Regions from separate parts of the Homo sapiens genome. Here all the other regions are linked to region 2. A link is a contact called in ENCODE Hi-C or POLR2A ChIA-PET data. All regions are on one chromosome and are shown on one strand. Each heading gives the region's core, a stretch centred on a gene start or an enhancer-like site at or near the end of the contact. The rest is flanking DNA. Distances are from core to core; before and after follow the strand shown. Region 1 overlaps CYTH1 (cytohesin 1). Region 2 overlaps SEPTIN9 (septin 9). Region 3 overlaps CYTH1 (cytohesin 1).

Evidence for each region. A loop is a pair of places that touch in the nucleus more often than their neighbours do. ChIA-PET counts read pairs that join two places held with the same protein, here RNA polymerase II (POLR2A). Pooled maps may share reads with other maps.
Region 1: a loop to region 2 is called in a map with no recorded cell type, with 11 times the contacts of the local background. The contact joins two enhancer-like sites. A Hi-C loop is called at or near these places in 1 of 37 single-sample maps with no recorded cell type and 3 of 50 pooled maps. POLR2A ChIA-PET finds 5 or more read pairs at or near these places in 1 of 52 experiments (activated T-cell).
Region 3: a loop to region 2 is called in a map of OCI-LY7, with 5 times the contacts of the local background. The contact joins two enhancer-like sites. A Hi-C loop is called at or near these places in 1 of 168 maps with a recorded cell type or tissue (OCI-LY7), 1 of 37 single-sample maps with no recorded cell type and 3 of 50 pooled maps. POLR2A ChIA-PET finds 5 or more read pairs at or near these places in 1 of 52 experiments (GM12878).

The regions. Positions count from the first base shown.
Region 1 is chr17:78,772,460-78,777,157 of GRCh38, reverse strand. All of the region lies in intron 1 of CYTH1 (cytohesin 1), which reads left to right. Among named protein-coding and RNA genes, the nearest start is that of CYTH1, 7.5 kb to the left of the region's middle. RefSeq lists an enhancer at 2,088-2,589. Within about 2 kb of position 2,042, at least 12 of the 41 ENCODE cell types and tissues checked have a DNase peak (open chromatin) inside an H3K27ac peak, as active enhancers do.
Region 2 is chr17:77,463,708-77,468,687 of GRCh38, reverse strand. All of the region lies in intron 3 of SEPTIN9 (septin 9), which reads right to left. Among named protein-coding and RNA genes, the nearest start is that of MIR4316, 69 kb to the right of the region's middle. RefSeq lists enhancers at 1-32, 1,178-1,930, 1,931-2,682, 2,634-2,763, 3,364-3,423. Within about 2 kb of position 3,262, at least 26 of the 41 ENCODE cell types and tissues checked have a DNase peak (open chromatin) inside an H3K27ac peak, as active enhancers do.
Region 3 is chr17:78,731,832-78,736,590 of GRCh38, reverse strand. The region is part of intron 1 of CYTH1 (cytohesin 1); the gene reads left to right. Among named protein-coding and RNA genes, the nearest start is that of CYTH1, 48 kb to the left of the region's middle. RefSeq lists an enhancer at 2,705-2,764. Within about 2 kb of position 3,015, at least 10 of the 41 ENCODE cell types and tissues checked have a DNase peak (open chromatin) inside an H3K27ac peak, as active enhancers do.

The DNA.
Region 1 (4,698 bases), core at 793-3,292, 1.3 Mb before region 2:
CACCGCGCCCGGCCTTATTTTTTTTTTTTTGTGAGACAGAGTTTCACTCTTGTTGCCCAGGCTAGAGTGCAATGGGGCGATCTCGGCTCACCGCAACCTCCGCCTCCCAGATTCAAGCAATTCTCCTGCCTCAGCCTCCCAAGTAGCTGGGATTACAGGCATGCGTCACCACGCCTGGCTAATTTTGTATTTTTACTGGAGACAGGGTTTCTCCATGTTGGTCAGGCTGGTCTCGAACTCCCGACCTCAGGTGATCCCCCTGCCTAGGCCTCCCAAAGTGCTGGGATTACAGGTGTGAGCCACTGCACCTGGCCTATTGGTTTCTTTTTTTAAAAAAAAAAAAACTGTTTATGGCACTGTGGAGTCCCACCAGACAAACCATTAACTTAAGAAAATACTATTCTGCTCAGGAAAAAGAAAAAAATCGTAAAAATTAAATTTTGCATACATTTTCTTTATAACATGCATACTGTGTGTACTTTTTTTTTTTTTTTTTTTTGAGACAGAGTCTCGCTCTGTTGTCCAGCCTGGAGTCCAGTGGCACGATCTTGGCTTACTGCACCCTCTGCCTCCCGGGTTCAAGCGATTCTCGTGCCTCAGCCTCCTGAGTAGCTGGGACAACAGGCGTGTGCTACCACGCTCAGCTAATTGTTTTGTATTTTTAGTAGAGATGGGGTTTCATCATGTTGGCCAGGCTGGTCTCGAACTCCTGACCTCAAATGATCTGCCCGCCTCAGCCTCCCAAAGTGCCGGGATTACAGGTGTGAGCCATTGCGCCTGGCTTGTGTGTACTGTTGCCAGTATATATTTCTGTGTAATAATGTTCAGGGTTGTAAACAGAAAACCACATATAATGCACTTTAAGGGAGTATTTGCGGGATTTTCCAGAGAGTATGTTCATCCTGTTGCTCTGTAATGGTCATCATTTTGGGGCTAATGACTGCAGTTGCCGTGATTCAATTATGAACTTCCTTTTTAAGCATAATTTCTTTTTTTTGTTGTTGAGACAGAGTTTTACTCTGTTTCCCAGGCTGAAGTGCAGTGGCGTGATCTTAGCTCACTGCAACTTCTGCCTCCTGGGTTCAAGTGATTCTCCTGTCTCAGCTTCCCAAGTAGCTGGGATTACAGGCATGTGCCACCACACCCGGCTGATTTTTGTATTTTTAGTAGAGACGAGGTTTCACCATGTTGGCCAGGCTGATCTCAAACTCCTGACCTCAGGTGATTTGCCCACTTCAGCCTCCCAAAGTGCTGGGATTACAGGTATGAGCCACCGTGCCTGGCCTTTAAGCATAATTTCTATATAAACATTTAAAATGAAAGTTGCTGGAGTCTATCATGTTCATTATAGCAAATGCATGTCTTATTTTTGTTCCTTTCAAGAAGTTAGCTTCAATTAGGGAAGTTGTCAACAGAGAATTTTAAAATAATTTTTAGGTGAGTTTTCAAATGAAAAGGAAGAGACGTCTGCAAATGTCCTTTACTTATTCAGCTTCTGAAATACCTTACTTTTTATTTGCCTTTGATGTAATTTTTACATTGAGTTCCCAGATTGATTATCTAAAGCAGGAAAGGTAGAACTAATTCATTATCTAAAACAAGAAAGAACAAATTTCAAGTTAAAATAGCAGTGTTTTCAGCAAGAATTAAAAAAACGAGGTTTCACTTTCTCTGTAGAGGAAGAGTGGTGGGGTAAGACATTCAAGAAAGTTGTTCATTCGCATATTTCGAGAAGCATTGAGGTCCAATTGCATAAAAACGTATCTGCTGTCTCTAGCTTTGGCCTTTGAGGGAAGGATATAAGGGAATACTCAGGACAGGGGTAAAAAGAAAAAAGACCCTTAGCACCCGAGGCTTTCAAGATCACTCTTAATTAGTAACTTCCTTCCATCTCTCCTCTTCCCCTAACCCCCAGCGGCCCCCCCAATCTTCATGGGCCACAGGAGACTGTCAGGGTGTTCAGCCTGGTTTCTGTGCCGGGTTAGGTGTGGTGTCATAACACACAGAGGGACCTCAGGAGGACTAACCCTGTGGTCTGTGGATGGTGTGATGCCTCGGGAGCTGGGGTGACTGCAGGGGTGGGTGCCTAGTGGCACAGAGGGAAAGCAGGCAGCAAGTCCAGGGCCGTTATGCCAGCCACAGGTGGTGGGCTGTCTGAGGGAGCAGTGCCTTGCGGCAGTTCTAACCCGATTTCCCATGCCGAATGCCCTGGTGGGTACTTCGGGGGTTTGATAAGAAAAGAGAGTAGTTTCTTCTGTGTTTTCATGGAAAGGAGTTTTCTCACAGGCATAATCTTGAGTGTCTACTCAAGATTTGGGAACATTTCACATGTATGTATTACGGTTTGTGACCAAAGACTCTGGATAAAAGGAGGATTTATATCAGAATTATAGGAAGAGCTGTCATGCTGTACCATGGAGACCTGTGTGTGGGTGGTGAGAAGATTCAACAAGAAAAATAAGGTCTGGGCACTGGCATGTCTGGGTGCTGCTGCGGGCTGGGGAGAGGAGCCTGTTGCATTTAAGAAAGATTTGCCTTTTCATCACCATGTCTCCAGAATAGGCATGGTGCCTGGGGCCCTACAGAGGCAGCTCAGCAACTGTGGAGGGAATAATGGATTGAACCAAGTTCCATCTTGTAAAAAGTTAATATGTGGTGAGTTTGAGTTTTTTTCCTCAACTCTCCATTTCAAACAGAAACCAGAACACTTCTGTGCATGTTTGACCCCATGCAGAACCCGTTTTCTTTGTTTTTCTATGATATGGATGACTTCCATTATTCTCAAACTTAGTTACTAACTTACTGATTTGCCTTTATTGAAAAGAACACAATTATTTACAGTGAACACCTTCTTAGAAAATCTGGAACATAAGGTTGCCATAATTATACACACTTTGTGGTCTTTAAGATATATTCTCAGGGTGACATGAACATGTCAGAGTATAAACATTTTTAGAATTCTTGATGTCTGGTGCCAACTTTTTCCAAAAGGGCTGCACCAATTTACTCTTTTCTTAGCAATGTATCAGTACACGTACCTGTAATAGTGCAAATGTGCCCTCAGTGAGGATCAACATTTTAAAAGTTTTTTTTTAAAACAAACAAGCAAACAAACTGAATTTGGTGGTTACAAAATGGTGACTTATTAAATCTACTGATCACTAGCTGGATTGAAAAAAATTTTTATTTTGCATATTTGTGTATTATGAACTGGCTACATCATAAGAAATGATGGTTTATTTACTTAACTTAGGTTAACTCTTTTCTATCAAATAAAGTGATTTACAGGTTTTTGTCACTGTTTTAAGCATGGGGAAAATGTGTATCAGTTTTGACTGGGGTTTAGGTTAGATTTTGGCTAATTGTAACAGTCGTTTACCTTTCTTTTAATTTTTCTTTTAAAGATGAAAGATCTCTCAACCCATATATTGTCTTCTGGCCAACTACAAAATGTTTCCTTACGAGAAGAAATTGTGAATTAAATAGATTTTTAGAAAATTTAATTTAATTTAATTTTTTTTTTTTTTTTGAGATGGAGTCTTGCTCTGTCGCCCAGGCTGCAGTGCAGTGGCACAATCTCGGCTCACTGCAACATCTGCCTCCCGGGTTCAAGCAATTCTTGTGCCTCAGCCTCCTGAGTAGCGGAATTACAGGCGCACGCCACCATGCCCTGCTGATTTTTGTATTTTTAGTAGAGATGGGGTTTCACCATGTTGGTAAGGCTGGCCTCAAACTCCTGACCTCAGGTGATCCGTCCGCCTCGGCCTCCCAAAGTGCTGGGATTACAGGCGTGAGCCACCGCTCCTGGCCAGTAGATTTTTTTTTTGAAACTATAATTTTTCTTTTAATTAAATAGAGCAGGGTCTCACTGTGTTACCCAGGCTGGTCTTGAACTCCTGGCCTCAAGTGATTCTCCTGCCTTGGCTTCCTAAAGTACTAGGATTACAGGCATGAGCCACCACACCTTCCTGTGAATTAAACAGATTGTATTGGTCTGGGTTATAATGATAAACTGTTCAGTTTCAGGCTGGGCATGGTGGCTCATGCTTGTAATCCCAGCACTTTGGGAGGTCGAGGTGGGCAGATCGCTTAAGCTCAGGAGTACAAGAGCAGCTTGGGCAACATGGTGAAAACCCATCTCTACTAAAATACAAAAAAAAATTAGCCGGGTGTGGTGGTGCCTGCCTGTGATCCCAGCTACTCAAGAGGCTGAGTCACTAGAATCGCTTGAACCTGGGAGGCGGAGGTTGCAGTGAGCTGAGATCGTGCCACTGTACTCCTGCCTGGGCAACAGAGTGAGACCATGTCTCAAAAACAAAACAGGCCAGGTGTGGTGGCTCACGCCTGTAATCCCAACACTTTGGGAGGCCAAGGTGGCCGGATCATGAGGTCAAGAGATCGAGACCATCCTGGCCAACATTGTGAAACTCTGTCTCTAATAAAAATAAAAAAATCAGCTGGGTGTGGTGGTGCACGCCTGTAGTCTCAGCTATTCAGGAGGCTAAGGCAGGAGAATTGCTTGAACCTGGGAGGCGGAGGTTGCAGTGAGCCGAGATCGCGCCACTGCACTCCAGCCTGGCGACAGAGTGAGACTCCATCTCAAAAAACAAAAACAAAAACGAAACAAAACAAAACACTTCAGTTTCTGGAATCTTATGGCTCATACCTGCTCCTTTCTAAATGTTCCATGTGTTAATC
Region 2 (4,980 bases), core at 2,013-4,512:
TTCCTGTGGCTCCAGAATCCTGCCTACCACCGACGTGCTGTGTGACCCTGAGCAAGTAACTTAACCACTCTGTGCCTCAATGTTCTTACATGTGAAATGGGATAATAACATCTGTCTCATAAGAATGCTGGGGATCAAATGAGATATTTATTTATGAAGCACATAGTGTTGTGCCTGGTCAGTAAATGCTTGAAGTCTTTGTTAACAAAACACACGCCCCTAACCTACTCTTCAGCTTCCATCCACGCACAGCCTCTCTGGCTGCCTTTCAGCTCTTCCAACAAGGCTACCCACAGAGGTCCTCCCTGCCGGGACCATCCCTTCCCCATGCTGTTCCTAGAACTCCCACTTGTTTTCCCGGGATAGCTCATCTACACTGGGTTCCTCAGTTTTTGTTTTGTTTTGTTTTGTTTTGTTTTTTTTGAGATGGAGTCTCACTCTGTCGCCCAGGCTGGAGTGCAGTGGCACTATCTGGGCTCACTGCAAGCTCTGCCTCCCGGGTTCACGCCATTCTCCTGCCTCAGCCTCCTGAGTAGCTGGGATTACAGGCGCCCGCCACCACGCCCGGCTAATTTTTTATATTTTTAGTAGAAACGGGGTTTCACCGTGTTAGCCAGGATGGTCTCGATCTCCTGACCTCGTAATCCGCCCGCCTCTGCCTCCCAAAGTGCTGAGATTACAGGCTTGAGACACCACGCCCAGCCTAGGTCCCTCAGTTCTTACACACGTGGCCCTCCGATTGCTGTCTGGGGTCTGTCGCATTCACTACCCACAAAACCTTACACGTCCGAAGCACCCAGTAAGACGCTGTGAATGAGTGAATGAATAAATGAATGAATGGCCAGTCTGCTGTCCTTTCGTCCGGCCCCTCGTCTCTCCCAGACCAGCATGGGGGCAGCCACGGTTCCCGTCTACCCCGGTAACACCGCTCCCTCTGTGCCGGCCGCGCTGGCCAGAGTCCTTTCCCACGGCGTCTCCGCGGCTTCGGTGTGTGGCCGCCTGTGAATGAGACTCATGATTTCCGGCTTCCACCATCCTTCTGGAGCCACAAAGCATTAAGGCGGAAGGATGGATGGGCTTCCTGGGACAGCCGGGGTGGGAGGCCGGTTCAGGAAATTTTCTTCAGGAAATGGTCAGTGTGGGATGAGGCGCCCGGTGGGAGGGGAGTGGAGTGGGGACTTGGGGCCTGGCTGTTCTGCAGCCAGGGACCCTAATCCCCACCCTCTTCCCCGCCCACTCCCCAACCCCAGTGCTGGGCTCAGGGCCCCTGGGGTCTCTCCCAGGAACACAGAAGACACAGTAAGGACCAGGGACACAGGACAGGCAGAGCCCATGGGCAGGAGGCCTCCAGCCAGTACACCTGAGCCTATGCCTGGCTCCAACCAGACACTGAGACCTTGGCCAGGCCACTCCCCACGCTGAGGCAGGGGGGCCCCTTAGAGGCCACTGGTCCCCAAGCACCGCGTGGAAGACATGCCACGGAGAGCTAGCATCTTCTGAGACACCAGCAGAAGGTCAGACGTCTCGCGGCCCAAGGATGACTTGGTCCCAGCGTCTATCCATCTGCCGTCCTGCATGAAAAGCCTGACGTGACATGGCCGGCCCCAGCGGAAGAGTGATTCGGGAACCGGCAGAGCGGATTTAGTAACTGGCAAACTGGATTTAGTAACTGAGACACTGCCAGGGGCTTGGTAGAAGTCCTCTAATGTACCAGACCCAGCCCTGACCCCCACAGAGCCCAGCCGAGCACTAAAAGGTGCAGAGGCCGAGCTGAGCACCAGGGGAACACTGACCCCAGGGCTGACCGGTGCTGTGCGTGCACTCTACAGTTTACAGACGGCTCACATTTACTCGATCGCATCTGACCCTCTCCTGCGAGGCCTTCCTCAGATTCTCCGTTCCCTAAAGTCATCAGTTGTGCCTTCTGAAATCAGAGCAAAGTAATAAAACTGCAGTAATAGCGTGTTCTTATGAACGCTGTGATGTTAGCTGGTTAAATGAGGGAGCCCCCAGGGTCTCCCACACTGCCCCGACCCTGTGTGCCTTCTGGTCCTGGCCTACCCTCCACACCTCCTGCTTCTCTTCTTTCTCCTCCTCCCGAGGACCCAGGGCCTGGGGTTGACCTACTGTGGGACTCCAACGGTGACCTCCTGGAAGAAATGCCCGCTTCTTCCTTCCACCCAGTAGTGACCCCTGGCTCGCTCACGCTCACGCAGCTAACACAGGCAGCAGCCGGAACCTGGAAGCTCCTGGGGTGGGAGCCTGTCCCCTCCCAGGCCCTTCCAGCCCGAACTCCGGGAAGGAGCTACATTCATATGGTAATTTCTCCCAAGGCTGGGAGGGGGAAGGGGCCTGGCCCGGGCCTGACCACTTTCCTGAGGCTGCGCCCACTGGGCCCTCCAAGCCAGCTGGGCTCCTCGGCTGCATCTCTGAGGGATGGTAACAGACTACAGTGCAAACTGCCTACCGGCTGGCTGGGCAGTGGGTGCCCAGATGCGGGCCAGGGCCTTCGCTTTACAGGCTGTGTGGTGGTTTAAAGTGGGCACTTTCATGGGCACACATTTGTGTTACAGTTTACTCGTGTGTGTGTGTGTGTGTGTGTGTGTGTGTGTGTGTGTGTGTGTGTGTGTGTGACAGTCCAGAAACATGGTAACTTATAGCTTCCCCAAGACGTTGGCCCTGGGAGACCTGCCCACCTGGGGGCCCCAGCACTTCCAGCCTCCCCCAGGAAGGTCTTGTCTCCCTTGGTTTGAAGTTGGCCCCAGGGAAGAATCCTCTCAGAAAAATAAAAGTCACTTCCCCCAGCCTCAGCCCAGCCTCCTTCCAGGGGTGAGTTACACCAAACTCACCCTCTCCCTCCCCTCCCACTTCCTCTCTCACGCTGCAACTAGCTGCAAGTGGCTCACCCACCCAGGCCTGCCAGTCTACCACAGAAAAGACACTCGAACTTTGCATTTCCCCTTTCTGACTTGTTCTGGGCTCCAACAGGCAAAGGAAACTGGAAGTCAGCAGCCAGGACCCAGCTGCAGGCCCCCGGGGTCACTCTGCGTCCCCACCCCAGCCCCACCCATCCCTGCGTTGATTCAATGTCCATTCATCCTAGTTCATGGAGCGAGGCCTGGACTCAAGATAAAACAAAGGGGGCTTTGGCCTCCTGGGGCTCACAGTGCCCGGTGCCGGCGAGACAACCTCAGAGCACAGCACAGAGAAATGGCTGCGACACGGACTCGCAGCACCTGGCTGGCCAAGCACAGCAATGCACCCCCACCAGGCCTGGGTCCCTCAGCAGACACATGGCTTAAAGGCTGGTTGGCTAAACCACATGATCTTGCAATTACCCAAGAGAAATGAAAACATGTTCACACAAAAACCTGTAGACCAGCACTCACTGCAGAATTCTTCACAACAGAATTATGCCAAAAAGCAGAAACAACCCAAATGTCCATCAGCAGATGAAGAGATACACAGTGTGGTCTATCCACGATGGAATATTATTCGGCCATGAAAAAGAATGAAGCACCAGCACCTGCTACAATGTGGATGAGCCTTGAAAATATTCTACCAAGTGAAAGGAGCCAGACACCAAGGCCACATACTGTACGATTCCACTTATACAAACTATCTAGAACAGGTGAATTCATAGAGACGAAGGCAGATGAGCGGTGGCTAGGGGCTGAGAGCCCGGAGTTGGGAATGGGGATTGGCTAATGGGGGCAGGGTCTCTTTTGGGGATGATGAAATGTGCTGGGATTAATGGCGATGGCTGTGTAACTGTGATGGTTAATTTCCTGTGTCAGCCGGGCGCAGTGGCTCATGCCTGTAATCCCAGCACTTTGGGAGGCTGAGGCGGGTGGATCACGAGGTCAGGAGATTGAGACCACGGTGAAACCCCATCTCTACTAAAAATACAAAAAAAAAAATTAGCCGGGTGTGGTGGTGGGCACCTGTAGTCCCAGCTACTCGGGAGGCTGAGGCAGGAGAATGGCGTGAACCTGGGAGGCGAAGCTTGCAGTGAGCCAAGATCGCGCCACTGCACTCCAGCCTGGGCGACAGAGCGAGACTCCGTCTCAAAAAAAAAAAAAAAAATTTCTGTGTCAACTGGACTGGGCTATGGGGCACCTAGGTAACCGGTCAAACATTATTCTGAGTGTGTCTGTGAAGGTGTTTTTGGATGAGTTTAATATTTAACCCTTTTACCTTTTAGAAAGTTCAGCTCACTGCCAGCACTCACTTAATTTTACATAAACACGCTCTTTGAGGCTGAAGCAAATCTGACTGGATGCTCTGTGTGAAAATTAAATATAAAAACTGGCCAGGCGTGGTGGCTCACGCCTGTAATCCCAGCGCTTTGGGAAGCCGACATGGGCCAATTATTTGAGGTCAGGGGTTCGAGACTAGCCTGGTCAACCTGGTGAAACACCGTCTCTACTAAAAATACAAAAAATTAGCCACGTGTGGTGGCAGGCACCTTGTAATCCCAGCTAAACTCAGGAGGCTAAGACTGGAGAATCACTTGAACCCAGGAGGCAGAGGTTGCAGTAAGCCGAGATCGTGCCACTGCACTCCAGCCTGGGCAACAGAGAGAGTCCGTCTCAAAAAACAAAAAAATTAAAAAGAAAAAAAATTTTTTAAATTGTTCCTGCAGTTATTTCTAAGCAAAACAACAGAGTCATCTGAGTCGTCTATTCTGGAAAAATCAGATTCATCAAATGAATCTTCAGCCAACAACTGATCAAGAACAATGTTAACATCACTTGTAGGAATGCTGTGTTCTCTAGGATTTGACATTTTCAGCGATCGAGAATTACTATTTTTTTTTAAATTTTATTTATTTATTTATTTTTTGAGATGGAATCTTGCTCTGTCGTCCAGGCTGGAATGCAATGGCGCGATCTCGGCTCACTGCAACCTCTGCCTCCCGGGTTCAAGCAATTCTCCGGCCTCGGCCTCCCAAGTAGCTGGGATTACAGGTGCCTACCA
Region 3 (4,759 bases), core at 1,766-4,265, 1.3 Mb before region 2:
GATAGTTTACTGAGCCTTTTGGGGAGGAGTTAAGGACCAACCTAGACTCTGGTTTTTATCTTACTGTTTTCAGGAGAAAGACTGCATAGTCTCTTAGTGGTTAGGAAGCTGAGGCTCTCTCGGGTGTGTGTGTGTGTATGTGTGTGTGTGTCAGAGAGTGAGAGAGAGGAGAGAGAGAGAAAGAGCGAGAAGAGAGAGAGATATTAAGGTAACTCAGTGTTTTTAAACCAAAGAAGTTCTCCTCCAATCTTTGCTTTCGTTAGAGTTCCGCCTTGGGTGTTTCTTGGTAGATTCCACTTCATACTTGGTGATTGTGTCTACTTCCTGTATCAAAATAACAGTTGGTCAGAACTTCTGGGAATTCCACAAATATCCAGAAAGAATCTGATACTAAAAAGTAAAGACATTAGAGATCGGATTGAAAGAACCAGTGAGATTTGGGATAAATAGTACTTGTTTTGTTAAATAAAATGTGTCTAAGGGAAAAGACGATGTGGTCTTCTCCCTTTGGTTGTTAGGTGAGGACTGTTTGAAGCCTGGGAGGGCAGGGTCTGTAGAACTTCCTTTATCTGCTCCACACCTGTACTGTAAACAGTGGAGCTATGAGTAATGGGATGACAAGCTGTGCCTTCTAAATCCCAAGAGATTCTGCTGAAGAGCTGTGTCTTAAAGCCCTGGGTCAACACAGGAGTTGTGTTTGTGGATGTGTGTGTGTTTTATTGTATTTTATTGTGGCACCTTATCAGATGGTGGTGTTGTAATGCTGCAAGACAAAATAGTAAAATGCGTACTGGGTTGTAGCTGGTAATGTGTGATATTTTTAAGTTTGGAATAAATATCTGGCTATGTTTCAAGTGGATTTTGTGAAAGTTGTAATAAAACTTGGGTGTCCTCTTTAGGCTTTTCCCACTCTGGTTCACTATAAAGCACATTTGAAAGCCCCACCTCTAAGTGCAAATGATCCTGGACAGTGTCCACGGGCGACACTGAAAGCTGCAGCACGCGTGGGGGACGCTGGGAGGGAAGCATGCACAGGTGTCCATAACGATACTTCTGTATCTGAAGAGGGGTCAGTAGTGAGGGGACGTGCCAGGCCAGGGCTGAACTGCCTGCTTGGTGCTTTTCTAACTGAAAGGTGAGTCCACACTAGCCAAGATCTAGTTCCAAAGGGAACACTTTTGAGAGTGGAAGAGGACACTAGTGACTATGCTGGGACAGCAGGAGTGAGCCGGGCCTGGCCATGGTCCCTCACGCTTACTTGCTTCTGGTCCTTCCGGGTGAGCCTAGCTTCAGACCCACCGGAGGTGCTGTGTAATAGTCACTTTTTATCCTGGAGGCTTCAAAAGTCAACATGAACTACCCTAATCAACAGTGGGAGTGATGGGGGTGGGGCATGAGGTTAGGGGCCGGGAGCTTAGAGGTAGAATTACTGAACAGCTTTGCTTTGACCAAGTAACCTTAAAGAACTGGTGCTTCTTCGCTTCCCTTACCCCCTCCCATGGTATTTCCTTGTGTTGTCACCTGGGACTGAAGGCAGTGTTGCCCTTTAAACCACTGCTAAAATAGATGCCCTTAGACATTGCCGTGAGAGACAGAGTGGCATTTAGGTAGGTGTAAAAGGAGGGGGACAAATGGAGTTTCCTCTGGCAGGTCCCTGAGATCCCAGGGGAGGGCAGAAGTTAAGAGTCAGTTATGCTTTCCATAGAGCTGCTTTTAACTAGACTTACGCCCTAAAGAACACGCCTAAGAAAGGGTATGTGGGGGTTTTTGAAAATATTCTTTAAGGAAGTCAGACTCTTCTGCTGCATTAATCTCAAACCCACAATTTTTAGGTTAAAAATATTGCTTTCTGGCTGGGCGCGATGGCTCACACTGATAATCCCAGCACTTTGGGAGGCCCAGGCAGGCGGATCACCTGAGGTCAGGAGTTCCAGACCAACCTAGCCAACATGGTGAAACCCTGTCTCTACTAAAAATACAAAAATTAGCCGGGTGTGGTGGCAGGAGCCCGTAATCCCAGCTACTTGGAGGCTGAGGCAGGAGAATAGCTTGAACCCAGGAGGCTGAGGTTGCGTTGAGCCGAAATCGTACCACTGCACTCCAGCCTGGGTGACAGAGTGAGACTTTGTCTCTAAAAAAAAAAAAAAAAAAAAAAAAAGCTTTTTTTTACCTGGTACATTGGTACATTGGTACATACATTCGTCAGTTTTCATTCTGTATATGTGTGTTAGTGAGAATTAACCAGTTTAATTAATTGGGCACTATTTTCTTAACTGCCATAAGTTATTATTATTTTTAGCTATTTAATCTTGTTAATGTCAGTCCCCCTTGATTTGCCTTTTTTTTTTTGAGACAGAGTCTCGCTCTGTTGCCGAGGCTGGAGTGCAATCTTGGCTCACTGCAACCTCTGCCTCCTGGGTTCAAGCGATTCTCCTGCCTCAGCCTCCTGAGTAGCTGGGACTGCAGGTGCATGCCACCACACCCGGCTAATTTTTGTATTTTTTGCAGAGACGAGGTTTCACCATGTTGGCCAGGCTTGTGTTGAACTCCTGACCTCATGTGATCCACCCACCTTGGCCTCCCAAAGTGCTGGGATTACAGGCGTGAACCACTGTGCCCGGCCTTGATTTGCCTTTGAACTCTCTCTTTGGCATCTCTTTGGGATAGATTCCAAAATCTTTGGTGTGGGACCTGAGGCCCTTCACAGGCAGACACTAAGCCCCCTTCAGGGTGCCAGTTCAGCCCTGCTGTGTCCTGGGCCTTGCCCTGTGGTGTGCCCATTGTTGCTGGCCTCTGTCACTTCCATACACTTTATCTTGCTTGGTATACACCATTCTGTTCTTGTCCATCTGGGGAATCCGTTGGTCCTTCAAGTTCTGGCTCACAGGTTGGCCCCTCTGAAGCCTCTTGGCATCGCCTGGAATTCTGTGAGTACTTGCTGCACTTGGCCGCTGTGGCCGGGTGTGCTGCTGCTACGGGCTTACATGCCTGTCCCCACTGGCCTTCACTTTCTGTGCAGGCCAGGGACTGGAGCTGTTTAAATCCCAGCTCCAAGCACAGGCTGCGCCTATGGCAGATGCTCAGTAAACGCTGAGCTGAAGTGAATCTGTGTATTTCAGTAAGAGAAAAAAAAAAGAGCTGAGGATGCAGCCGGTGACCGGAATGTGAATTGGGCTCTATTGGTAGTGTACCCGAGGTAGATTATTTGTACTCATTGAGTCTTTATCTTACCTGTAAACTGATGAGAACAGTGTATAGTTCATTGTCAGGAAATATGCAGAGTTACAGTTGAGCTTTGTTGGAAAATTTAAAAAAGTGGAAATGAGAAAACATTTTAAGCTGTAAGATAGCATGTGTGTATAAACTAGTATTATTTGTAGGAAAATATGCCAAATAGAATGAAGTATAGGCTTCCTCAGTGGGACACTGGATTTTCAGATTGCTTCTAAAATGCTGTCCTTGACGTGAACTTTCCATGTTATCCTTTTTTTTTTTTTTTTTTTTTTTTTTTTTTGAGATGGAGTCTCACTCTGTTGCCAGGCTGGGCGTGATCTTGGCTCACTGCAACTTCTGCCTCCCGGGTTCAAGTGATTCTCCTGCCTCAGGCTCCCGAGTAGCTGGGACTACAGGAACGTACCACCACGCCCGGCTAATTTTTGTATTTTTAGTAGAGACAGGGTTTCACCATGTTGGCCAGGATGGCCTCTATCTCTTGACCTCGTGATCTACCTGTCTTGGCCTCCCACAGTGCTGGGATTACAGGCGGGAGCCACCGCGCCCGGTGGTTATCCCATGTTTTAATGCGTGCCATGTGATTGTGGTAGTCTCTAGTTGGACAAGTTGCTCAGGTTGTGGTGTTTGCAGGAAGACCTGAGGTGCTGTAACTATCAATTCATATCCCCCTAGATATTTCTCACTCCCTTCCTTATGGATTTTGTATTTTGCAGAATCAGAAATGGTTACATCTTTATTTTTAAGCAGGAGCATGTTTGGCATTGTACAAAGCACACATCATAGCAAGAAACCTGTATCACCATCTGCTGTGACAAGTTTTGAAGAGGATTCACTCTGGTTTGAATTTTATAGGCTTTCCTGTTGAGTACACCAGAGATGAATGCTCACGGTATTACACAGAGGATTAGAACTGCCCTTTCTTCTTAATGAAGGTGAATAGAAACAAGGGCTTGGATTCTGCCCCTCTGAAGAAAGCTGACCCTTATCCATTATCTGAGTCTTTGTGTAGCCTCCCAAGTTTTCTCTTCATTATGGAATATGAAAGCACAGGACTGGCTGTGGGGGATCAAGACCCAAAGTCTGATTAGACAGGAGGGATGTGGAAGGCAACAGGTGGAATTTTCTAAGATGTCAGTATCGGTGGAGAGAAAAGGCAGGTATCTTAGGTCTTGGTAGGCACAGGTCTGGGCATTAAGAGCCTTTATCAGCCTGCAGCGTGGTCAGCCGAAGGGAGGACAAAGTCAGGGACTGTAGATGCAGATAGGAGGTAGAGTTGGAGCAGGAGTGGCCCTAGGAAACAGCAGAGATTCCCGTTTTCATCCACCCCTCCCTGTGCTTCAGGAGGGTTCGCAGGAACCTGTGTGTGGCTGCAGGCTGACAGAACCTGCATGCAGTTTACTGCTGGTTAAATCAGAGATGCTGGGCTAGACCTCCTGGAAATTTTTAGTAGTATCCATCTCTCATTTTTCCCTTGGATTTTGATAATCCTGCAAAGGCAACTTTACTGGATTTATAGTGTTCTTGT